Regions from separate parts of the Homo sapiens genome. Here region 2 is linked to region 1. A link is a loop called in an ENCODE intact Hi-C map of the cell type or tissue named here. Cell type or tissue: CD4-positive, alpha-beta T cell. All regions are shown on one strand. Links, peaks and the distances in the headings refer to the core of each region. The heading gives the core; the rest is flanking DNA. Region 1 overlaps IQCE (IQ motif containing E). Region 2 overlaps CHST12 (carbohydrate sulfotransferase 12).

What was found. Hi-C counts contacts between places; a loop is a spot of excess contacts. Peaks named below come from ENCODE experiments on the same cell type or tissue, not always from the same donor. Only the 100,000 strongest peaks of a DNase experiment are listed, where the experiment ranks them.
Region 2: a loop joins it to region 1, with 5 times the contacts of the local background. A loop is called at or near these places in 20 of 110 quality-filtered maps.

The regions. Positions count from the first base shown.
Region 1 is chr7:2,562,512-2,570,511 of GRCh38, reverse strand. It overlaps IQCE (IQ motif containing E), which reads right to left. Exons shown (of 22, transcript NM_152558.5): 2 at 3,349-3,396; 3 at 1,513-1,558. Among named protein-coding and RNA genes, the nearest start is that of IQCE, 7.5 kb to the right of the region's middle. RefSeq lists enhancers at 2,465-3,066, 3,081-3,250, 3,451-3,500, 3,067-3,669, 3,781-3,960. In CD4-positive, alpha-beta T cell, for the core only: no CTCF peak of the experiment used is centred there; DNase peaks (open chromatin) are centred at 2,372 and 3,361.
Region 2 is chr7:2,444,515-2,460,385 of GRCh38, reverse strand. CHST12 (carbohydrate sulfotransferase 12) reads right to left here. Exons shown (of 2, transcript NM_018641.5): 2 at 11,902-15,871. Among named protein-coding and RNA genes, the nearest start is that of GRIFIN, 24 kb to the left of the region's middle. RefSeq lists silencers at 7,833-7,912, 11,740-11,923 and enhancers at 7,841-8,494, 8,495-9,150. In CD4-positive, alpha-beta T cell, for the core only: CTCF peaks have their summits at 8,593 and 8,794 (motif pointing left); DNase peaks (open chromatin) are centred at 8,065 and 8,805; H3K4me3 peaks cover 742 bases; H3K27me3 peaks cover 852 bases.

The DNA.
Region 1 (8,000 bases), core at 1-8,000:
GCAGGGACCCTGCTGCATCTTCACTTACCCGGGACCACAGAACCTGGCCTCCCAGATAGTCTCAAATTCTTCCAAAACGTAAAGATTTAAGTTGTCATTTATACAAGTAAATGAGTGAGCAGAAAAAAGCCCTACACATTACATTTCCCTCCTAAGAGTGTGTGGGCTTATCGGCGAGTAGGAAGGGTTCCTCAGGAAAGCATGAAAGCGGGGATAAAAGCGGGGAGGGAAGAAGAGAGGACGGAGACAGGGTGGTGGAGAGATGCCAGCGTTTGATACTGCCCGGAAAACGACAAACTCGGAAAGCAGGAAAACATCATCGCCTGCCTCGCCCTCCTGGCAGAGTGACCAGGACGATGAAAAGCCTCGGAACGTGGTGGGAGCTGCAAACCTACAAGCAGGTTGACCAGGCCTTGGAGAAAAACACTTGCTGAGTGAACAGGACAGACATGGTCCCTACACTCACGAAACTAGAAACCCGGAGAAAAACAGGTCCCGAGTGTGAGTCAGGAGGCACCCCCGGTCCTGGCCTTTTACTTTATATCAATTCTCAATTTTCTCCATGGAAGGAGAGAAAGGACATCAAAAATCCAAATTGCTAGGTGATTTCCTTCTAGTGTTTATATTGATTTGTAACATATAACATGCATTCTTTTCTGTGCAGGGATTTACCTAATTATGTTTTCCTTGGGCTAGTAGCAAAGTTTGTTTATATTCTCTGAGTGCGTCATATACTTGACTGAACCTTTGAAATATATGATACGCGTATATAAAATAGACACACATCTACAGATGGCACAGCCAGGGAAGGCCACAGGCTTTGGGGTAGCACAGGATGCCGGCCTAGGATTTACAGGGTCACGAACACATTCGTACGCACAAGGTCGGCACACGGGCTGCTGTACACGAGAGCGGCATTAGAGACAGAGGGGCCTCGGGGCCACCTGGACTAACCCCACCTCCGCGGCACCCTCCTGGACAAGCAGGGTGGCAAATGCTGCCCTCCTCCTGCTGAGGGTGAGGAAGAATAGAACCCTGGCAGCAAAACAAGCCCAGGATGATCCAAAGGGGAAAAAGGTGAACTTGCCACCCGTCCCACCAACTACACCTTCTCAGTAACTTCGACTCTCAGGAACAAATCCCAGGTCAAAAATCCTTTAACTCTGGCAGCATTCAGAAGAGGTAAGCCTTTGAGAAAGCAAGAAAAAGAAAACAAAAGGCCTAGAGGCACTGTCGGGGGAGACTGGGGAGTTGGTGGCAGCCTCAGCCCTGAGAAAGGGCTCGTCACTCTGGCACCAACAGGGACTCCACGTGCTCCTGAGACCCCAGCATGAACCCCAACATGAAAGGGGGAGACTCCAGCGCGAACTGGGAGACCCCAGTGGGAATGGGGCCAACTGGCTGAGGCGTCAGGTCTCAGCTACCTAAATGTACAAAGCAAATACCCTTCATTCTCTCCAGGACACCAGGGAACGTCGGCGTGAGAGGGAAGGCAGGCCTCGTCATACTTACTTGGCGATGTGGGTGGAGGTTTGTGGAAAGCTTTCCTTTTTGCTTTCTGAAAGAAAGAAGAAATGGCATAAGGCTTGCTGAGCTCCCACAGTGGTGCATCACAAGACCCTACCATGTTCAGAAAGGGTCAGGGGTCGTGTAAGAGCAGCAAGAGGACGTGAGCTTACGGGGACGTAAGGAGGGTCCAGGAACAGGACACGCAGGGCCCGATGCAGACCCCACAAAAATGCACTCACGTCAGTGCTCAGGGCTGGGCTCTCAGAGCACAAGTTCCAATTACAGAAAACCATCGGGCCCGGGCTCCTGACGTTCAGACTGAGGGTCCCACACAAATGGCGGATCTGCCCCCACCCAAACCGCCCGCACAGCCAGCCTGGGAGCCCAGCGCACCTCTGTCCACTCAGGTGGAGGTGGTCAGATGAATCCCTGCACATAAGTCAACTGCAAAGCCCACTATGGAAGAAAGCCGAGCAAAGGGAGACCCTGTCTGGAAGGTGGTCTCCTGTGACAACCACGATGCCAAACACCCAATGGGGTCCAGATCTCACAGAACGGGGTCCAGATCTGGTTCCACTGCTTACTACGGGGTGAGTGTCCCATATCCGAGATGCCTGGGACCAAGAGTGTTTCTGATTTGGGAATATTTGCATCCATATAATGAGGTATCTTGGGGATGGGACCCAAGTCTAAACACAAAATTCATTTATGTTTCATATATACATTATACCCATAGTGCAATGGTAATTTTATATTGTGTTTTTAATAACTTTGTGCATGAAACAAAGCTTGTGTGAAGTACTTAAGGGTGGAATTTCCCACTTGTGGCCTCATGAGGGTGCTCAAAAAGTTTCCATTTTTGGAGCATTTTGGATTTTGCATTAGAGACACACAACCCGTCGTGCCGTGGCCTGGGGAAGATGCTGCCATGCTTCCAACCTTAACTTCCTCATCACCTTGCACTAGACCGAGCAGATAAGGCTACCGCGGCCAGGTCTCCTCACTTCCCCTCCAGCAGAAACATTGAGCCCCAAGTTCTGCGCGGGGGGAATTTTCCCTGGGGCTTGGTTTGGATCCCTCCTCCTCCGGGGAACATCAGAGGAGCATCCCCTGCCCTCTGTGACATGGAGGGAAAATCCTTAACTTTGCGAACAGAGGTCCCTGGAGGGAGACAGTGGAGCTGAGGCTCCCCCTTGAGTCCACAGAGCAAACGTGGAATTGAGATCTGCTGGTGCCGGGTTCGTTCTGCTGGCTGCAGGTTTGCTAGATCTGCGTCTCCAGTAAGAAAAGCTTTTTTCGCTCATACACGAGAAGAGCAATTGGCACACTTCCTTTTCTACCCAGCACAGCTTGCCAAACAAACCCAAAGCCCAGTCCGGGGCCATAGTGTGCCACTGGGCCATCGGACACCACTCCTGCCCCTCTCCTTTCCGGGCTGGGAGGCCAGGCAGCAGTTCAGCTTGGGATGGCGGCTGCCCAGGTCTGCTTTCTCCCATCGGGTCCTTCCGACGGCATTAGCAGGGGCTCTCCTCCTCCCCTCAAGTGTCAGGATGAGGGCGTGGGGTGCAGGGCAAAACCAGCTGCAGGCCAGGGACTAGCAATCTGTCTCACATGAGCCCTGCTCAGGATTCACGTCCAGATAAAAGTTTTAAAGTTATCACCACAGGTATTTAAACCTAAGGGCTGGAAACTTTTCAAACACCAAGGAGCATTCGGAATATGCATTCCAGCTCTCGACACAGTATTGTGGAGAACGGCCTATTTTACGCTTCCGAGTGCAGTCTGCAAGGGCAGCGCAACCAGCCCGAGGTCGCACGGCTGACACCCAGCGGCACTCACCGTCTCCACATCAGAGTCAAAGGTGACTGCAGACAGACTGTCATCTCCCTGGAGGAAGAGAGGCAAACACTGTAACTCGACGGCACCTGCTGGGCTTCCGACCATCACGTTTACAAAAGCGAAAACAGCCCGTCCACAGCTGCTGAAACAGAAACTCCAGAAATCCAGCTCTGAGGCCACTCAGAACACTCCAGCTGGGCAGCAGCCAGTTCCTCAGTCTCATCAGAAGGAATGGGTGGGTGGGGGGAACAAAACACAAAACGCCGCCCAGCAGGCGTGCAAATGTCTGCAAATCTAGTAACACTATTTCCCACAGAATTGTGTCTTGACAAAGAAAAACAAAACCAGTTCTTGCTGAAAGCATTTCATTTTTACATAAATGTTCTCACTCTTATTCATCTTTACATCAAAGCACAACGAATCTGTGACTGTCTCCTGGTAAGAACGGGTGAGAGTCATCTTTTAAAAAGCAAACTCGGCCTGGGCAACATGGTGAGACACTGTCTCTACAAAAAAAATCTTAAAAATTTAAAAAATAAGCCAGGCTGTGGTTGCACACACCTGTAGTCCCAGCTACTCGGGAGGCTAAGGTGGGAGGATCGCTTGAGCCTAGGAGGTCGAGGCTGCAGTGAGTCATAATCATGCCACTGCACTCCAGCCTGGGCAACAGAGCAAGACCCCAGCTGGGAAAAAAAAAAAAAAAAAAAACGAAAACCAACAAAAACCAAAACATATGCATTACAATGAGAAGGCATTTGGGCCTATAAAGGTTCTTGCCTTCTTATTCCAGTGACTTTGTCCTGGTCCAGGGAATGAAATAAGACTTGTACTGTCTGATTTCAGCACGAGGATGGCCAAAAAAAAAAAAAAAGGAAGCTTTTTGAAGACAAAAGTGTTTCTGTATTAACTCATTCACTCAAATTGAAATCCAAAAAGAGAAGCATAAAATGTTTAAAGTCCCTCGGAAGATCATATTGGTGCTTTCCAATGCGGACACTGGAAGTTAGAGCTGAATGCCCCATTATGAGCCAATAGTTCTACAGCTTGGGGTGGAGGTGATGACATTTGTGCTACCTGTCCCTGGTATAGCTGAGTCCACGCAGTATCATAATGGGATGCTACTGCGTTCTGAAAAGCAAACTTATTTTCTACAAGGCTAATAGTACATGAAGTGCCAATTTTGCTAGCAGTGTGAAACTGTATTAGAAATGCCTGGCTGCATGATAACATGGATAAGGTGCAACTAGACAGGCCAGGACACAAGTGCAATGTGACTGCATTTCGAGGGGCAAAGGAAAGACGGTGCATTCCAAATAAATGGAGCGTTTAAAAAAATCAGCCATTGACTGAAATTTTTTATATCATTTTTTATATCACCTATTTAAGGTGACCTTTTAAGACATAAACAGCATATGACAATTATAGAGAGAAGTTTTCCTTTTAGCAAAGTGTATTGAAATTATGCACAAAATTGAGGAAGGGCAGGCCGGGAACTGGACACACAGGTTAGCGGGGGATCAGAAAAGCCAAGTCAGCCCTGGGCATCACAAGGACGTGCCTGCAGAGAACAGAGGGGAAACTGCTGAAAACTGTCTAGAAAAGCAGCAGCAACTTTCTCTGTAAACATCTGTCATTATTCCTTGCTGTGAATAAAATCTTGAAGACTTTTTGAATGACCTGAAATTCAACAAAGGAATGAGATTTTATGTGTAGTAAACAAAATGCATTGATCTCACCCACAACGGCTGCCCTCTCCACCACTCCCTTCCAGCCGTGCTGCCTCCAGCCTGCCGGTCATAGTGCAGGGAAGAGGTGAAACGCAGTCAGGACCGGAAATCACACAACAGCCCAAGGATCCATGACACCAGTCAGCAGAATACAATCATACACAGCGCACACACACACACGCATGCACACACACACACGCACACACACTCATGCACGCACCTAAAATCACACAACAGTCCAAGGATCCATGACTGCAGTCAGCAGAATACAACCATACACAGCACACACACACACACACACACTCACACACATGCACACATGCACTCACACACACACACGCACACACACGCACACATGCACTCACACAAAATGGCCAATCTGTTCCGCCTCCTTCAAGCACTATCTGAGGTTGCCACTTATTTCCACAGTAGGTTAAGCTCAATCAGCCTGTGTCAGGGTGGTTGTAACAGAAGAAATGGGGTGGTTTCACACTGAAATTAACTGTCTCAGTTTGGGAGGCTGGAAGTCCAGAATCAAGGTGTTGGCAGGGCCAGGCTCCTAACAGACAGGAGAGCGAGGCAGAAGATCAACGAGGAGTTAGAAAAACTTGATCAGCAGACACTAAAAACCTAACAGACATTTACAGAACACCCCACTCAACAACAGCACAATACACATTCTACTCAAGTGTACATTAAACATAAACCAGACCATAGGCCACAAAAAAGCCTCAATGAATTAAAAGAGAAAATCATTCAAAGTATATTCTTCTACAACAAGGAAAACTAGAAATCAACAAAAGAAAGGAATTCACAAATGTATAGATTTTTTTTTTTTTGAGACAGAATCTCGCCTTGTCGCCCAGGCTGGAGTGCAGTGACACAATCTCGGCTCACTGCCACCTCCACCTCCCGGGTACAAGCGATTCTCCTGCCTCAGCCTCCTGAGTAGCTGGGATTACAGGTGCCGCCACCACGCCCGGATAATTGTTGTATTTTTAGTAGAAATGGGGTTATATTCACTATGTTGGCCAGGCTGGTCTCAAACTCCTGACCTCAGGTGATCCACCCGCCTCAGCCTCCCAAAGTGCTGGGGCTATAGGTGTGAGTCACTGTGCCTGGCCTGGATATTAAACAACAAATTCCTAAATAATCAATGGGTCTAAGACGAAATCACAAGGGAAATTTAAAAATATCTTAGATGAGTGAAATTTTTTGTTTTTTTGAGGTGGAGTCTTGCTCTGTTGCCCAGGCTGGGGTGCAATAGCATGATCTTGGCTCACCACAACCTCCGCCTCCCAGCTTAAAGCAATTCTCCTGCCTCAGCCTCCTCAGTAGCTGGGACTACAGGTGTGCACCACCATGTCAGGCTAATTTTTTTTTGTATTTTTAGTGGAGACAGGGTTTCACTATGTTGGCCAGGCTGGTCTTGAACTCCTGACCTCATGATCCGCCCACCTCAGCCTCCCAAAGTGCTGGGATTACAGGCGTGAACCACTGTGCCCGGCTGATGAGTGAAATTTTTTTTTTTTTTTTTTTTTTTGAGATGGAGTCTCGCTCTCTCACCCAGGCTGGAGGGCAGTGGCGCAATCTCGGCTCACTGCAAGCTCCGCCTCCCGGGTTCACACCATTCTCCTGCCTCAGCCTCCCAAGTAACTGGGAATACAGGCGCCTGCCACCACGCCCGGCTAATTTTTTGTATTTTTAGTAGAGACGGGGTTTCACTGTGTTAGCCAGGATGGTCTCGATCTCCTGACCTCGTGATCCGCCCGCCTCGGCCTCCGAAAGTGAGTGAATTTTAAAAATCAAAATTTATGGGATGTACCTAAAGCAGGGCTCAAAGAGAAACATACAGCTGTAAATGTCTATATTTTAAAAAGATCACATCAAATAAATAACCTAATCTTCCACCTTAAAAAACAAAAGCAGGGCCGGGCGTGGTGGCTCACACCTGTAATCCCGGCACTTTGGGACTCAAAGCCCAGGAGTTCAAAACCAGCCTGGGCAATATGGAGAAACCCTGTACACACACACACACACACACACACACACACACACACAACAAAAAATTAATTAGCTGGGCATCATGGCACATGTCTGTGGTCCCAACTACACAGGAGACTGAGGTGGGAGAATCACCTGGGTCCGGGAAGTTGAGGCTGCAGTGAGCCATGATCGCACCACTGCACTCCAGGCGCAAAGAAACAAAAGCAAGCTGAGCACCTGCTCATGCCTGTAATCCCAACACTTTGGGAGGCCAAGGAGTGAGGACTGCTTGAGCCCAGAAGTTCGAGACCAGCCTGGGTGACATAGTGACACCCAGTGTTGACAAAAAATTAAAAAATTCGCCAGGCATGGTGGCACACGCCTGTAGTCCCAGCTACTTGGGAGGCCGAGGCAGGAGGATCACTCAAGCCCAGGAGTATGAGGCTGCAGGGAGCTGTGATTGTGCCACTGCTCTCTAGCATCGACAACAGAGTGAGGTTCTGTCTCTGAAAAACAAAAACAAATAATCAAAAACACAAAAGCCATGTTTAGAGGGCAATTTGTAGCTGTAAATGCCTATATTAAAAAAAAAAAAGAAAGAAAGATCTCAAGGCAATAATCCAATAATCTAAACTTTCACCTTCAGAACCAGGAGATAGAAAACTAAACTCAAAGGAAGTAAAAGAAAGGAATAAAAATTACAGTGAATAAATGAAATAGAAAATAGAAACAATAGAAAAATCAATGAAACCAAAAGTTGGTTCTTTGAAAAGATCAACAAAACTGACAAACCTTTAGCCAAGAAAAAAAACCCAGAGACACGAAATTACCAAAATACAGGGGGAAAAAAAAAAAAAGGGGGCCTCACTACTGACCTTATAGAAGTAAAGAAACACCCAGAACCACATGGTCTCGCTGGTGAATTCTATCAAACATTTA
Region 2 (15,871 bases), core at 5,787-13,786, 120 kb after region 1:
TGGGCATTGTTTGGCCGCCAGAGTGTGGCGAGCGCCCAAGAGCCCGAGAGCCTGGCTGGCACGACCGCCCCTGCGTGTCTTTGGCCCCGGACACACAGCAGAGCCGTTTCCCACGCTCTAGGCTCCTGGCAGCCCCAGGAAGGGGAGCGGGCCCTGGCCTTGGAAGAGGGGAAACTGAGGCCTGGAGAAGCACGGAGCTAGGAAGTCGGGGCCAGCAGGAATGAGACAAGGGGAGGGACGCCGGCTGCTGTGAGGAATCACTGGGACCTGGTGATACTGGGACTTGGGTCAGTAATAGGCTCAAGCTGCAGAGGCCGGTGTCCGAGGCACGGCCAACCCCTCCCCAGCCTGTGTGCCGCTCAGATTCTCTCTGGCCTCCAAGCCTTTGCTCCTGCTGGCCACTCCACCCCAAAGCCCTTCCCTCACTTTGATTCCAACACACAAATTTCCCCGTAAGACGTCACCTCCTCCGAAATGCCTTCCTCAGCTCCTCCCCATCCAGTGGGAAGGGCCACAGGTCCTGTTTTGCTTGCCCATTTCCAGACATAGCCCAGCTTCTCTTTGGAGACGTGCTCCTCTCCTGTGCTGTGTGGTCTTGGGGTGCAGAAGATCTCAGGGTCCACCCTCCCATTGCAGAGACTGAAGGGTACCTGGGGGTCTTCTGGAGGGACCCTTCTCACTGCCTGAATCAGCCAAGGATGGGTTGTGTGATGTCTGCTGAGACTCGGGTGTTGAACGAAGGATAAAAGCAGGTCTATTGCTTGTACCGGCCAACCTATGACCCCCACCAGGCCCCAGGGAGGTGGCAGTGGCTCCTCCTTGGAGGTTTCCAGGCCAAACAGCGCCAGGTCCTGGGCTCAGAGAAGAGATGGACGAATGGGGAACCCTTCAGAGGAACAGCCCTGGGGTCAAACCTGCCTCTACTTCCTTCTGGTTGTTGTTTTGTCTTGTTTTGTTTTGTTTTGTTTGAGACAGTCTGGATCTGTATCCCAGGCTGCAGTGCAGTGGTGCAACCTCAGCTCACTGCAACCTCCATCGCCTGGGTTCCAGCAATTCTCCTGCCTCAGCCTCCTGAGTAGCTGGGATTACAGACGCCCACTACCACGCCCGGCTAATTTTTGTATTTTTAGTAGAGATGGGGTTTTGTCATGTTGGCCAGGCTGGTCTTGACCTCCTGAGCTCAAGTGATTTGACTGCCTTGGCCTCCTAAAGTGCTGGGATTACAGGCATGAGTCACGGTGCTCGGCCCTTTTTTTTTTTTAGGTTTTGTTATTTTGTTTTGTTTTGTTTTTGAGATGCAGTCTCGCTGTGTCACCCAGGCTGCAGTGCAGTGGCGTGATCTCGGCTCACTGCAAACTACACCTCCCAGGTTCAAGTGATTCTCCTAACCTTGGCCTGCTGAGTAGCTGGGACTACAGGCCCATGCTACCCCGCCTGGCTAATTTTTGTATGTTTAGTAGAGACAGGGTTTTGCCATGTTAGCCAGGCTGGTCTCAAACTCCTGAGCTCAAGTGATCCACCTGCCTCAGCCTCCCAAAGTGCTGGGATTACCGCTGTGTTATTTTTTACACTATACTGTAGCTATCAGATCTTATTGAGTGTATAATCTTTTTTTTTTTTTTTTTTTTGAGATGGATTCTCGCTCTGTCGTCCAGGCTGGAGTGCAGTGGCACAATCTTGGCTCACTCCAACCTCCACTTCCCAGGTTCAAGTCATTCTCCTGCCTCAGCCTCCAGAGCAGCTGAAACTACAGGTGCCCACCACGACGCCTGGTTAATTTTTGTATTTTTAGTAGAGATGGGGTTTCACCATGTTGGGCAGGCTGGTCTTGAATTTCTGAGCTCAAGTGATCCGCCCACCTTGGCCTCCCAAAGTGCCGAGATTACAGGCATGAGCCACCATGCCCGGCTGATTGTATAATCTTAATCTGTGCCTTAAACTGAGCCTCGGTTTTCTTATCTGTAAAGTTGGTACATACAGGAACCAGTCAGGAATGGTGTGCTGTCAGCAATACAAACACAACAGGAAGGGGCCTGCGTGGCAGGGCTTGTCCACAGGCTCATGTGACATGTGCACAATGGGGGTCTGTGGCAGGTGGGAGCAGTCCTTTCCTCGTGGCAGTGGAGGGGGCAGAGTGCAGACTCAGGGTGGGTGGAGGGAGGATGTGGTGAGGGCTCCCAGCAGGTCTCTTGTGGTTGCTGTAATTTCCTTGGTGAAATAAAAAGTGAGGTCATCTGCCGGGCGCAGTGGCTCACGCCTGTAATCCCAGCACTTTGGGAGGCCGAGGTGGGCGGATCACGAGGTCAGGAGATCGAGACCATCCTGGCTAACACGGTAAAACCCCGTCTCTACCAAAAATGCAAAAAATTAGCCGGGCATGGTGGCGGGCGCCTGTAGTCCCAGCTACTCGGGAGGCTGAGGCAGGATAACGGTGTGAACTCACGAGGCGGAGCTTGCAGTGAGCTGAGATCGCGCCACTGCACTTCAGCCTAGGGGACAGAGCGAGACTCCATCTCAAAGCGAGGTCATCAAATGGGAATGAGGATGGGAAGGAAACAGGTATGTGGGAGCACCCTCAGTTCACCATATTAATTACTACAAGAAGATCCCCCCAGGTAGGGTTGCCATATTTAGAAAAACACAAACAGGATGTACAATTAAATTTGAATTTCAGATAAATAATAATTCACTTTTTCAATATAAGTATATCCCATGGCCAGCTGGGCATGGTGGTGCGTGCCTGTGGTCCCAGCTACTTGGGAGGCTGGGATGGGAGGATCACTTGAACCCAGAAGTTGAGGCTGCGGTGAGCTATGATCATCCCATTGCACTCCGGGCCGGGTGACAGAGCAAGAACTTGTCTTAAAATAAATAAATAATAAAAACATAATCAGAGGCCGGGCACGGTGGCTCACTCCTGTAATCCCAGCACTTTGGGAGGCCAAGGCGGGCAGATCACCTGAGGTCAGGAGTTCTAGGCCAGCCTGGCCAACATGGTGAAACCCCGTTTCTGCTAAAAATACAAAAATTAGCCAGGCATGGTGGTGCACAGCTGCAATCCCAGCTACTTGGGAGGCTGAGGCACGATAATCGCTTGAACCCGGGAGGCAGAGATTGCAGTGAGCCAAGATTGCACCACTGCACTCCAGCCTGAGCGACAGAGCGAGACTCCATCTCAAAAAAAAAAAAAAAAAAAAAAAAAGGACACAATCAGAGCCATCAGTGGCTGCACATCATGGAGGGGACAGAGTTCACAAACTAAGTTGAGGCAAATTACAAAAGAAACAAACAGAAAAATAGCAGCAACATCAGCCCTCAAGGGAGAAAAATAATACTTTAAAGCTGCTACAGTGTGTCATTTAAAATGTCTGGTTTTCCACAAAGTCATTACAAGATATACAAAGAAACACAAATTTATGATCCCTATTCCAAAAACAACTGTCCCTGAGTGTCCTCTGATGTTGACTTTTTCAGACCAAAACTCCAAAGCAGGAAATATAAAGATGTTCTAAGAACTAAAGAAAACTATGTGTAAAGAATGAAAGGAAAGCATATCAACAATGAATCAGCAAATAGAGATACTCAATAAAGAAACGAAATATAAAAAATGTGACCCCATGGATTATATTTAAAAAGTGAAAAAAAAATTATAAAAAAGAAACACATGGATATTCTGGAGTTGACAAGTATAATTGAAATGAAAAAAAAAAAATCACTAGAGGGGCAGATGTCGCATGACAGAAAAAAGAAACAATGAACTTGACCACAGATCAATGAATAGAAATTATCCAATCTGGGCCAGGTGCAGTGGCTCACTCCTGTAATCCCAGCACTTTGGGAGGCCGAGACGGGCAGATCACTAGGTCAGGAGTTCAAGAGCAGCCTGGCCAACATGGTGAAACCCCATTTGTACTAAAACTACAAAAATTAGCTGGGCATGGTGGCTCACGCCTGTAATCCCAGCCACTTGGGAGACTGAGGCAGGAGAATCGGAGGCAGAGGTCGCAGTAAGCTGAGATCGTGCCATTGCACTCTAGCCTGGGCGACAAAAGCAAAACTCCATCTCAAAAAAAAAAAAAAATTATCCAATCTGAAGAACGGAGAAAAAAAATTTGAAGAAAAATGAAAAGGGCCTCAGAGACTTGTGAGACAATATGAACTGTGCCAACATGCATGTAATGGCAGTCCCAGGAGAGAAAAAGGGGCAGAAAAAGTATTTGAAGACAAAAATGGCCAGACATTTCCCAAATTTGATTAAAACAACATTCATCTACAAATTGAAGAAGCTCAGTCAACTCAAAGTAGGATAAATACAAAGAGATCTAAAACTAGACTCCATCTCAAAAAAAAAGTAATAAAAAAAAGAGAGAGAGAGAACATACAAATGATCAAATTCAGGAATTAAAGAGCGTATGTCACGGACCCTGCAGAAACTAAAAGGCTTCTTAGAGAATATTATGAATGCTTTATACCAACAAAGTAAAATACTTAGATGAAATGGATGAATTCCTATAAAGGCACAAACTTTAAAAAGTGACTTAAGAAGAAACCAAAAATTGGAAAAGATCTGTAACAACGAAAGACATTGAACTAGTCATTTAAAATCTTCTCGGCCGGGCGCGGTGGCTCATGCCTGTAATCTCAGCATTTTGGGAGGCCGAGGCGGGCGGATCACAAGGTCAGGAGATGGAGACCATCCTGGCTAGGACGGTGAAACCTCGTCTCTACTAAAACTACAAAAAATTAGCCGGGCGTGGTGGCGGGCGCCTGTGGTCCCAGCTACTCGGGAGGCTGAGGCAGGAGAATCGCTTGAACTCAGGAGGTGGAGGTACAGTGAGCCAAGATTGCGCCACTGCACTCTAGCCTGGGCGACAGAGCAAAACTCCATATCAAAAAAAAAAAAAATCTTCTCACAAATGAAAGTTCAACCCAGATAGATTCACTGGTAAATTCTACCAAGTACTGAAAGAGAAATAATGCCAAATCTTTCGTAGAATAAAAGAGGAGGAAGCGTTTCCTACCTCACTCTGTGAAGCCGGTACTATCCTTCCACCAAGGTCAGAAAATGATGCAACAAGAAAAGTACAGAGGACTAGCCTCATGAACATAGACACAAAAATCTTTAACAAAAGATTACAAACCGAATCAGCAGCATATACAGATGATCACACGGCCGGGCGCGGTGGCTCACGCCTGTAATCCCAGCACTTTGGGAGGCCAAGGTGGGCGGATCACGAGGTCAGGAGATCGAGACCATCCTGGCTAACACGATGAAACCCAGTCTCTACTAAAAATACAAAAATTAGCCGGGTGTGGTGGCTGGCGCCTGTAATCCCAGCTACTGGGGAGGCTGAGGCAGAAGAATGGTGTGAACCCGGGAGGCGGAGCTTGCAGTGAGCCGAGATCGCGCCACTGCACTCCAGCCTGGGTGAGAGAGCGAGACTCCGTCTCAAAAAAAAAAAAAAGATCACACACGAGGACCAACTGGGATTTACTCCAGGAATGCAAAGTTGGTTTAATATTCAACAATCAATTTCTTTCTTTCTTTTTTTTTTTTTTTTTTTGAGAGATGGGGTTGCCTGTTTCCCAGGCTGGAGTGCAGTGGCGCAATCTCAACTCACTGCAAGCTCTGCCTGCCGGGTTCAAGTAATTCTCCTGCCTCAGCCTCCCGAGTAGCTGGGATTACAGATGCCTGCCACCAAGCCTGGCTAATTTTTCTTTTTTATTTTTAGTAGAGACAGGGTTTCACCGTGTTAGCCAGGATGGTCTTTCGATCTCCTGACCTTGTGATGCACCCACCTCGGCCTCCCAAAGTGCTGGGATTACAGGCGTGAGCCACTGCGCCCAGCCCTCAACAAGCAATTTCTGTAATACATCACATTGATGAAATAAAAGACAAAAACCACATGACCATCTCAATAGCTACAGGAAAAGCACTTGAGAAAATCTAACCCATTTAAGATAGATACGCACAATAAACTAGAAATAGAAGGGAATTTCCTCAGGCTGATAAAGGCATCTATGAAAAATGTACAGCTAATATGTATATTATATATAAAGTATTATATATGAAAATATTTTATATTATATAAAATATATACAATATATTAAAATTTTTGTATTTAATATATATACATTTCTGAAGACAGAGTCTTACTCTGTTGCCCAGGCTGAAGCACAGTGGCACAATCATAGTTCATTGCAGCCTTGACCTCCTGGGCTCAAGGGACCCTCCTGTCTCAGCTTTTCAAGTAGCTGGGACTACAGGTGCACACCACCACACTCAGCTAACTTAAATTTTGTTTGCATTTTTTATGGGATCTTGCTGTGTTGCCCAGGCTGGTCTCAAACTCCTAGGCTCAAGCAATCCTCCTGCCTTGACCTCCCAAAGTGTTGGGATTGCAGGCGTGAGCCACTGTGCCTGGCCCAGCTAAAGTATATAACAGTAAATCCCAGAATATTTTCCCTCTAACAGGGGGACAAAGCGAGTGGGACATCTGATGCGCTACTGTTATTCAGCATTATACTGCAGGCTCTACTCAGTGTGATAAGGAAAAACAAAAATGAAATAAGACAAAACAAAGACATTAAAAGCATCCAGATTGGAAAGGAAAAAGTAAAACTATCTTTATGCACAGATGATGGTCCTGTATATCCTAAGAAATCAACCCCAAAGCTATTAGAACTAATAAAGCTTAGTAAGGTGGCAGGATATAAGATGAATGTATAAAAACAAATTGTAGGCTGGGCCTGGTGGCTCACACCTGTAATCCCAGCACTTTGGGAGGCCGAGACAGGCCAGTCACCTGAGGTCAGGAGTTTGAGACCAGCCTGACCAACATGGTGAAACTCATCTCTACTAAACATACAAAAATTAGCCGGGCGTGGTGGTGGGCACCTGTAATCCCAGCTACTCGGGAGGCTGAGATAGGAGAATCGCTTGAACCCAGGAGGCGGAGGTGGCAGTGAGGCAAGATTGTGCTACTGCACTCCAGCCTGGACAACAAGAATGAAACTCCGTCTCTAAATAAATAAATAGATAAATAAATAAATAAATAAATAGTGTTTTATTTTATATATACTGGCAACAAACATTCTGAAAATAGAAATAAGAGAACAATTTCATTCACAATAGCATAAAGAATAACAAAATACTTAGGAATAAATGTAACAAAAAAAGTGCAAGGCTTATATGCTGAAAAAGACAAAATATTGTTGAGACAAATTAAAAGAGGCTTAAGTAAATGGAGACGGGGCCCATGTTCAAGGATGGATGGGCAGTGCTCCTCGAATTGATCTACATATTCAGCACAATCCCGGCCAGGTGTGGCGGCTCATGCCTGTAATCCCAGCACTTTGGGAGGCTGAGGCAGGAGGAATTCAACCCTAAGACCAGCCTGGACAACACAGTAAAACCCCATTTCTACAAAAAAAAAAAAAAAAAAAAAGTCAGGCCTGGTAGCGCATGCCTATAGTCCTAGCTACTCAGGAGGCTGCAGCAGGAGGATCCCTTGAGCCCGGGAGGTTCTAGGCTGCAGTGGTGCGATCACAGCTCACTGCATCACTACACTCCAGCCTGGGCAACAGAGCAAGACCCTGACAAAGGGACGAGGAGGGGAGGGGAGAGGGAGGGGATGGGGGAGGGGAGGGAGGGAGTGGGGAGGGGGAGAGAAAGGAAGGAAGGAAGAAGGGGGGAAGGGAGGGAGGGAAGGGAGGGAGGAAGGAAGGAAAGAAGAAGGAAAAGAAAGAAGGAAAGAAAAAGGAAGGAAAGGGGAGGGGAGGAGAGGGGAGGGGAGGGGAGGGGAGGGGAGGGGAGGGGAGGGGAGGGGAGGGCAGGGCAGGGCAGGGCAGGGCAGGGCAGGGCAGGGCAGGGCAGGGCCGGGCAGGGGAAACTGGGGAGCCCCCGTGAGGCCGGCCCAGGGCCGGGCAGGGGAAACTGGGGAGCCCCCGTGAGGCCGGCCCCAGCTCTTCACAGCCCTGGGACTGGGTTTTCCGGCTCAGCTGTGTCATTTGCTGAGTGGCCGCTGCTTCCAGCTTCTGACCTGCGGTTGCTGCCTCCTTCCCCCGACAAGTCCTTGTGCCCCCAGAGCCACTGACTGGTGGGAAGAGATGCCACGTTCCTGCCCTTGGGGCCACCTCAGCCCACTGGACTGTGTGTGCTCGGCCACCTGTGGGGGAGGGGCTCAAAGAGTGGCCTCAGCCAGCGTGGTCCTGGCAGCGCGTCTTGGGGCTTCAGGCCTGGGGAGTCGGAGCCACTCAGCTCCTTGAGTCCCCCAGAGGGGCCCAGAGCAGTGACCCAACAGCAAGTGAGTGGTGGAGTCAGTGTGAACTTGGTTCAAACTGGAAACAGGTCGCCCTCACGGACAGTGTTTGGTGGGAGGAAGACAGCTCTGGCCAGCATGGCCAGCATGGTGCTGAGGGCGCTGTGGGGCCCAGCAGACAGGAATCACGAGGGCGTCAGAGCCTGGGTGACCAGGCCCAGCCCTGCCACGGTGCCCCCAGATCACCCAGTGCCCTCCTGGTCCAGCCGCCCAGGGGGCTGAGCAGCCACTTCCTGTGCCCCCCACGGCCTGTCCAGAACCGGGACTGTACAGCCACCCACACAGGGACCGTGTCTCAGAGGCCCGGGAGGGTGGCCTCAGGGCTGGAGGGATGCTCACTCGGGTGGCCTCAGGGCTTTCGGACCCACGGGGGACATTGCATTACCAGGTTCACATGCGCTTTGGCCGGCCACCCCATGCCCTGCGTGCAGCCGCGTTTAGCCAAGGGTGCGCCGCAGGTCGCGTTCCTGAGCCGTGGCTGCCCCCTGGTGGAAGATGCCCAGGGCCCGGCCTGCCCAGCTCCATGCAGCCCCTCCAGGAGCCCTGTGCCAGGCTGCAGGCCCAGGACTCAGAGGTGGATCCACCCGAGGGAGCTCCTCTAAATGGCCCGGCTCACACCTTCCTCGGGCAGGCACAGGTCTCACTGGTTGGGGGGAATAGTTGCGTCAGCCATTCCTGGGGCAGTGGAAGGTCTGGGGGCCACTCCCAGGGCTGCGGGACAGGCTCAGCATTGTGGCCAGAATCAAAGAGGCCCGGAAGCACCCTGCCCGGGACAGAGAGCCAAGATCCTGGAACAGGGCCAGGCGCAGTGGCTCACACCTGCAATCCTACCACTTTGGGAGGCTGAGGCAGGCAGATCACCTGAGATCAGGAGTTCGATACCAGCCTGGCCAACATGGCGAAACCCCATCTCTACTAAAAATACAAAACAGCTGGGCATGGTGGCAGGCGCCTGTAATCCCAGCTACTCAAGAGACTGAGGCAGGAGAATCGCTTGAACCCGGGAGGTGGATGTTGCAGTGAGCCGAGATCGTGCCACTGCACCTCAGCCTGGGTGACAGGGCGAGAGTCTGTCCCCCCAAAGAAAAAACCCACAAGGGGCTGAGCTGCCACCCCTGCGGGGGTCCAGGAGATGCCAGGCCAGGCTGGGGGAAGCTGAGAGCAGCCCACCTCCCCCAAGCCCTGCAGGCTTGGGCTCAGCACCGTGTGGACCTGACGGGAGTTTCCCATGATTCTGGGCTCAAAATGCTGGGTGCCTGGGAGAGGGTGGGGGGCGGTGGGACATACCAGCTTGGATGAGAGCCCTGGGCCCCAGGCGTGCACCTGTGTCCTGCTACAAAGACGGGCAGTGGGGCGGAAGCAGCCACGGGCTGAGACACTGGATGTGTGCAAGTGTGTACGTAGGTGCCTGTGTGCTGTGTATATCAGTGAGGGTGAAATGGGTATTTTCTTCCTGTTCCCCAGGGAGTGGGGGGCCCCGAGGAAATTCGGGTCATGCCGGAGATGAAGAAGCTACACTGTCACGGACGTCCGGGTGGGTCGCGTGTCTGAGACCCCACACAGGAAGGAGCTGGAAGCCTTGGGTGAGGAGGCTACAGCTCCAGGAGCTCCTGCCTGTGCCTGCCTGCCTGGAACGCTCAGAGGCATCCCCCAGCCCTGCAGGGGCCCCTTCCACTGTCCCTCCTCAGCTGGCACCCTTGTGGGAAGGTGTGGAGAGCTGCCACCTCGGCCCCAGGGAGGGAATTCTTTACGCTTTTTTTTTTTTTTCCAGATGGCGTCTCACTCTGTCGCCCAGGCTGGAGTGCAATGGCGCAATCTCGGCTCACGGCAACCTCCAACTCTCGGGTTCAAGCGATTTTCCTGCCTCAGCCTCTTGAGTAGCTGGGATTACGGGCATGTGCCACCACACCCAGCTTATTTTTGTATTTTTAGTAGAGACGGGGTTTCACCTTGTTGGCCAGGCTGGTCTCGAACTCCTGACCGCAGGTGATCCACCCGCCTCAGCCTCCCAAAGTGCTGGGATGACAGGTGTGAGCCACCGCACCCAGCCTGGTTTCTGTAGGGCAATGACCTTGAGACCTCCCCTACACACTGATACAAGGGGGTCAGGGTCTTCCGAGTCCACACTCATCTCTGCATGTGGACTGTGCTCAAGCCCCACTCCACCCACCTGAGGAAAGGACCTCTTTGCTCTCTCTGCTACCCTGGTCACAGCCAGAAGCCAGCGTGAGGCACCAGCCACTGTCTGAGGACACATGAACCTGCACTTCCAGCTGGTCATTGGCCCACGCCTTCCTGTAAGAAAACGACACACAGATGCCCTTGCACCCGTGCACACACAGGTGCACACACAGGTGCACACACGCACACCCCTGAGTCTTGCAGCCAGACTGCACACACAGGGACCCTGTTGCTGTCTCCACACTCCCACCAGACCCAAGCTCAGGGAAGGGCTGGGAAGTGTGACTGCTGCCGGCCCCAGTTCTTTTTTAATATGGGAGGTATCTGGACAATACGGAGCCCGATTCCATTCAAGATGTGACCAGGCCAGGCACGGCAGCTCAGGCCTGTAATCCCAGCACTTTGGGAGGTCAAGGCAGGGGGATTGCTTGAGCCCAGGAGTTTGAGACAAGCCTGGGCAACACAGCAAGACCCTGTCTCCACAAAATATAAATTTAGCCAGGCATAGTGGCAGGCACCTGTGGTCTCAGCTACTCAGGAGGTTGAGGTAGGAGGATGGCTTGAGCCTGGGAGGTGGAGACTACAGTGAGCCATGATCATGCCACTGCACCCCAGCCCTGGGCCACAGAGCAAGGCCCTGTCTCAAAAAATGTATATTTAAAAAGAAGGCTGGGTGCAGTGGCTCATGCCTGTAGTTCCAGCACTTTGGGAGGCCAAGAAGGGTGGATCACCTGAGGTCAGGAGTTCGAGACCAGCCTGGCCAACATGGTGAAACCCTGACTCTACTAAAAATACAAAAATTTAGCCCGGCGTGGTGGCAGACGCCTGTAATCCCAGCTACTCGGGAGGCTGAGACAGGAGAATCACTTGAATCGGGAGGCAGAGGCTGCAATGAGCAGAGATCGTGCCACTGCACTCCAGCCTGGGCGACAGAGCGAGACTCCATCTCTAAATAAATAAATAAATAGAAATGAGCCTAGGAGTTCAAGGCTGCAGTGAGCTATGATCACACCACTGCACTCCAGCATGGGCAACAAGAGCGAAACTCTGAAAGAAAAAGAAAGGAAAGGAAAAGGGAAGGAAAAAGGAAGGACAAGGAAAGGGAAGGGAAGGGAAAGGGAAGGGAAGGGAAAGGGAGACATGACCAGTCTGCTAGGCAGAGCAGGTTTTGGCCTCCTCACCAGCTGAGATTCAGAATTGCTCGAAACCCCTGCAGAAGGTTACACCAGCTTTTCTCTGCCAGTCTTCACCCACATCGCAGACATTCTCCAAGAAGTGGGGGAAGAAGCTGAGGGTGGGTGGCCGGTGTCCCCTAAAGCCGCGGGGACAGAAGGCGGGCTGCTCTGCCCCCAGGTCTTATCGGCTTTCATAGGAGGAATGGGTTTTGTTCAGTCCCGGGTAGAGAAGACATTGCCATTTACTGAGATCCAGCTGCATATGACACAGAAGAGGACGTGGTGCTCTGTGAGGTCCTGAGCTTCGAGGTTTGGACAAGGACTGGTGGGTGCCATTAACAGGGGGCAGATTCGGACGGGTATAAGAATGAAGTTGGTTATCCAGCCTGGCAGGGGCTATGGGAGAGGGAGCCCGCCATTCAAGGGGTGCAAGGGGAGGCAGAGACAACCTGCCGGGAAGGCACCTGGCGAGAGCAGGGTCTCCCCAACTCCACACTTCCTGGTCCAGTTCCTTTATTGTTCAAATTTAAAATATGTTTGTGGCCAGGCACGGCGGCTCATGCCTGTAATCCTAGCATTTTGGAAGGCCGAGGAGGGCGGATCACTTGAGACCAGGAGTTCGAGACCAGCCCGACCCACATGGCGAAATCCTGTCTCTACTAAAAAGAGAAAAATTAGCCGGGCATGGTGGTGTGTGCCTATAGTCCCAGCTACTTGGGGAAGAAGCGCTTGAACCCAGGAGGTGGACGGTGCAGGGAGCTGAGAGCTGAGGTCGCACCACTGCACTCCTGCCTGGGCGACAGAGTGAGGCTCTGCCTCAACAACAACAAAAAAAGTGTTTATTCAGGCTGCTCTCCCTATGGAATAGCCATTCTTTATTTCTTAACTTTGTTAATAAACTTGTTTTCACTTGTTTAAAAAAAAAAAAGTGTTTGTGGCCGGGCGCAGTGGCTCATGCTTGTAATCCCAGCACTTTGGGAGGCCGAGGCGGGCGAATCACTTGAGGTCAGAAGTTCGAGACCAGCCTGGCCAACATGGTGAAACCTCATCTCTACTAAAAATACAAAAATTAGCTGGGCTTGGTGGCACATGCCTGTAATCCCAGCTACTCGGGAAGCTGAGGCATGAAAATCGCTTGAACCTGGGAGGTGGAGGTTGCAGTGAGCTAAGATTGTGCCACTGCACTCCAGCCTGGGCGACAGAGCAAGACTCTGTCTCAACAACAACAACAAAAAAGTGTTCATTTCAGAAGAGGGTGTCAGAGTGTGGGGACCACAGCAAGAAGTACCTTTGAGGGGGTATGGGAAATGACCTCTGACCCCCACGCTGACCCGAAATCCTCCATGAGGAAGACCACGAAGGCAAGCACAGAGGGTCACTGAGGGGGTCACCGAACAGAAGGTTTGCTGATGTAAGAGGAGGAGGCTTTGGAGGAAGCCAGTGGCCGGGATGGTGGGAGCCCACACTCAATTCCCTGAGAAAGTGCAGCACCAGCCTCAGTGGTCGCTGCTGTATGGGGTCTTCCTGCTTCCACCAGCTACCCCATGACCTTCAGGCTCTCTGCAGCCCAGGCCTGCCAGTGTGCCTCAGTGTGCCTTTCGTGCTGCTGGTCCCTGGGGGCCACTCTCCTCTGCTCTGCAGCTGGGCCCTGCACCCTCAGCACATCAGGGCTGGATCGCTGGGACCCAGGGGCTCCCCATGGGCCAGAAGCCTCCAGGACCCCAGAAAAAGTCTGTGTTTCTGGATCCTCTTGGCAGAATGACTCGAGGCTCTGTCTTACTGGACCCAGTGGCTGGGCAGTGTTTCAGGCCAGGCTGCGTGGGACGGATCCACCTGGAGGGGTTGCTGGAGCCAGAGAATCAGCGGTGGGCACTGGGACCGCTCCAATCTCCCACAGGGACGGCAGGATGTGAGGCCCGGGGCTGCAGCACTCACCACCCCACGGGGTTGATCTTGTACCAGAACTTTTTCTGTTCGATCATGTCCTTGCACTCTGTCCCTTGGTGGGGGGATTCCTGGGTTAAAATGTTAGAAATGACATCTCCAAGGTGCTCGGGACAACAGACAAAGCCCCACAGGTCCCAGCTGGAGCAGGGAGGTCCCTGGACATCTCATTCTCATGGCAGGTAAGGAACGGGAAGCCCCGACGTGGGCACAGCCAGGGGTCCCTGGACATAGCCGCAGCGCTGAGCCCTGAGGGACAGGTCGTGGCTCCGTCATCCACAGACATAGTTCAGGCACCGCCTTGTTGGCTGCCTGGGGTGGAACCACTTCCTGGGGCTGCAGTGGGTTAATGCCAGGCCACGCGCTGGGCTGGAGAGGTTTTTCCTCAGAGCCTGGGTTTTTCCTCTCTCCTCCCCTCTGCCAATCTGGCCAGCACTCCGAGAGTCGCACGAGGCTCCCGTCCCCCAGACTGCGGCTGGCGCTCAGCTATTTGTCCTTTTTTCCCAACTCTCCGCTTTTCCTTGTCAACGGCCTGAGGTCCAAGGCAGCCCCAAGGCCCAGCATGTGCTCTCCCTTCCAGCCCTGCTGCTGGCTCTTCTAGAGGCTGGGCTGGGACCCTGGAGACCTGGGGCTGGCTCGGACCCACCTGGGCTGTGCAGAGACGGATGGGGGCAAGGCCAGGGACAGATGCCACAACGGCCGGCAATGGTCCCACGAAGTGCCCTTGAGAGGTCTGGGCAAAGCCAGGGCTGGGTTCTCACTGATCCTGTGCCTCAGTGGGTCACCGCAGCCTGGGTCTCCCTTTCCCCATCTGGAAATGAGACTGACATCATGACAATTCCTTCTGGCTCAGCCCATGACTTCAAAGAGCCGTCCATTAAACCCTGGCGTGCCCATCAACAGGCCTTTTCTCACACGCGCTGTCCTTCCCTACAAAGTCCTGTTTCCAGCCCCAGGCCACTTTCTCCTTAAAGGGTGACACCTGTGGGCGGGCACCCAGGGAGCTTGGCATGCAGGCTGAGGCAGGGATGAAACGGGCCTGGTGTGGTGGCTCACACTTATAATCCTAGCACTTTGGAGGCCAACGTGGGCAGATCACGAGGTCAGGAGTTCGAGACCGGCCTGGCCAACATGGGAAAACCCCATCTCTACTAAAAATACAAAAAATTAGCTGGATGTGGTGGCACACACCTGTAATCCCAGCTACTCAGGAGGCTGAAGCATGAGAACCACTTGAACCCGGGAGGCATAGGTTGCAGTGAGCCTGGGCGACACAGTGAGATTCCGTCTCAAAAAGGAAAAAGAAAGAGGCCCGTAGGAACGGAGAAACTGAAGGAACCGTGGCCCTCTCACCAAGAGACAAGCACCCTTTTCTCGAATGCCCTGGGGGGCGGGGTCGGCTGGAGGAGAAATATCCCACAGGAGCTTTTTTCTGAAGATGCAAAACATCCACCCAGAGCCAGAGCCAGGCCTGAGACAGGGCGTGCCAAGTCCTCCACAACATCCCAGGACAAGGGTGGCCCTGCCCACCCTACGTCCACTCACCAGGACGCCCTGCCTGGCCCCCTTCCCAAAGCACCACTGGGAGGCTCTGGACTCCGGGAGAAGCTTCTGGAATGTCTGAGAACCAAACCAGTTTTCAATCAAACCTTTTAGAAGCCCAGACCACTTTCAAAGCCAGCCCCCTTTGAAACCCGACATGTTGAAATCCACTTTGCAAATCTGTGCCCCCAAATTTTGAAACCAAAATATTCTGGAAACCTACTGGAAGGAAGACACGTTGGAAGAGAACCAATTGAAATGGCAAAAACCATTTCATCCAGATTGTTTTTTAAGGCCCCGGTTATTTTGCAAACTGCTTTGAAAAAAAAGCAGTTTCATCAAAGCCAGAGTTCCCACTATAATTTTCCTGGGAAGAACCTCAGATGATTGAATGAGGCTCACAGAACTTCCTTGCTCTGTGAGGACACACAAACTGTGAAGGAGCCCAGGGGGAGTAGGGGATTTTTGCCTTGTAGCCTCCCGCAGACTCTCCACCCAGCCATCTCCCAATGCTGTCCTCCTTGAGTGCCTGTGGGCGGAAAAACCCATTCCAGAACCATGCCTCAGAATCTCTGTCTTGGCCTGGCCCACGGCTTCAGAGCCTAACAGTTTCTTTCTGGCCTCTGAATGGGCTCTTTCAGCCTTGGTGCTGGCTGAGGCCAGTGCCACAGAGTGAAGGACCCTGGTGAGCTCAGGAACAAGGCAGGC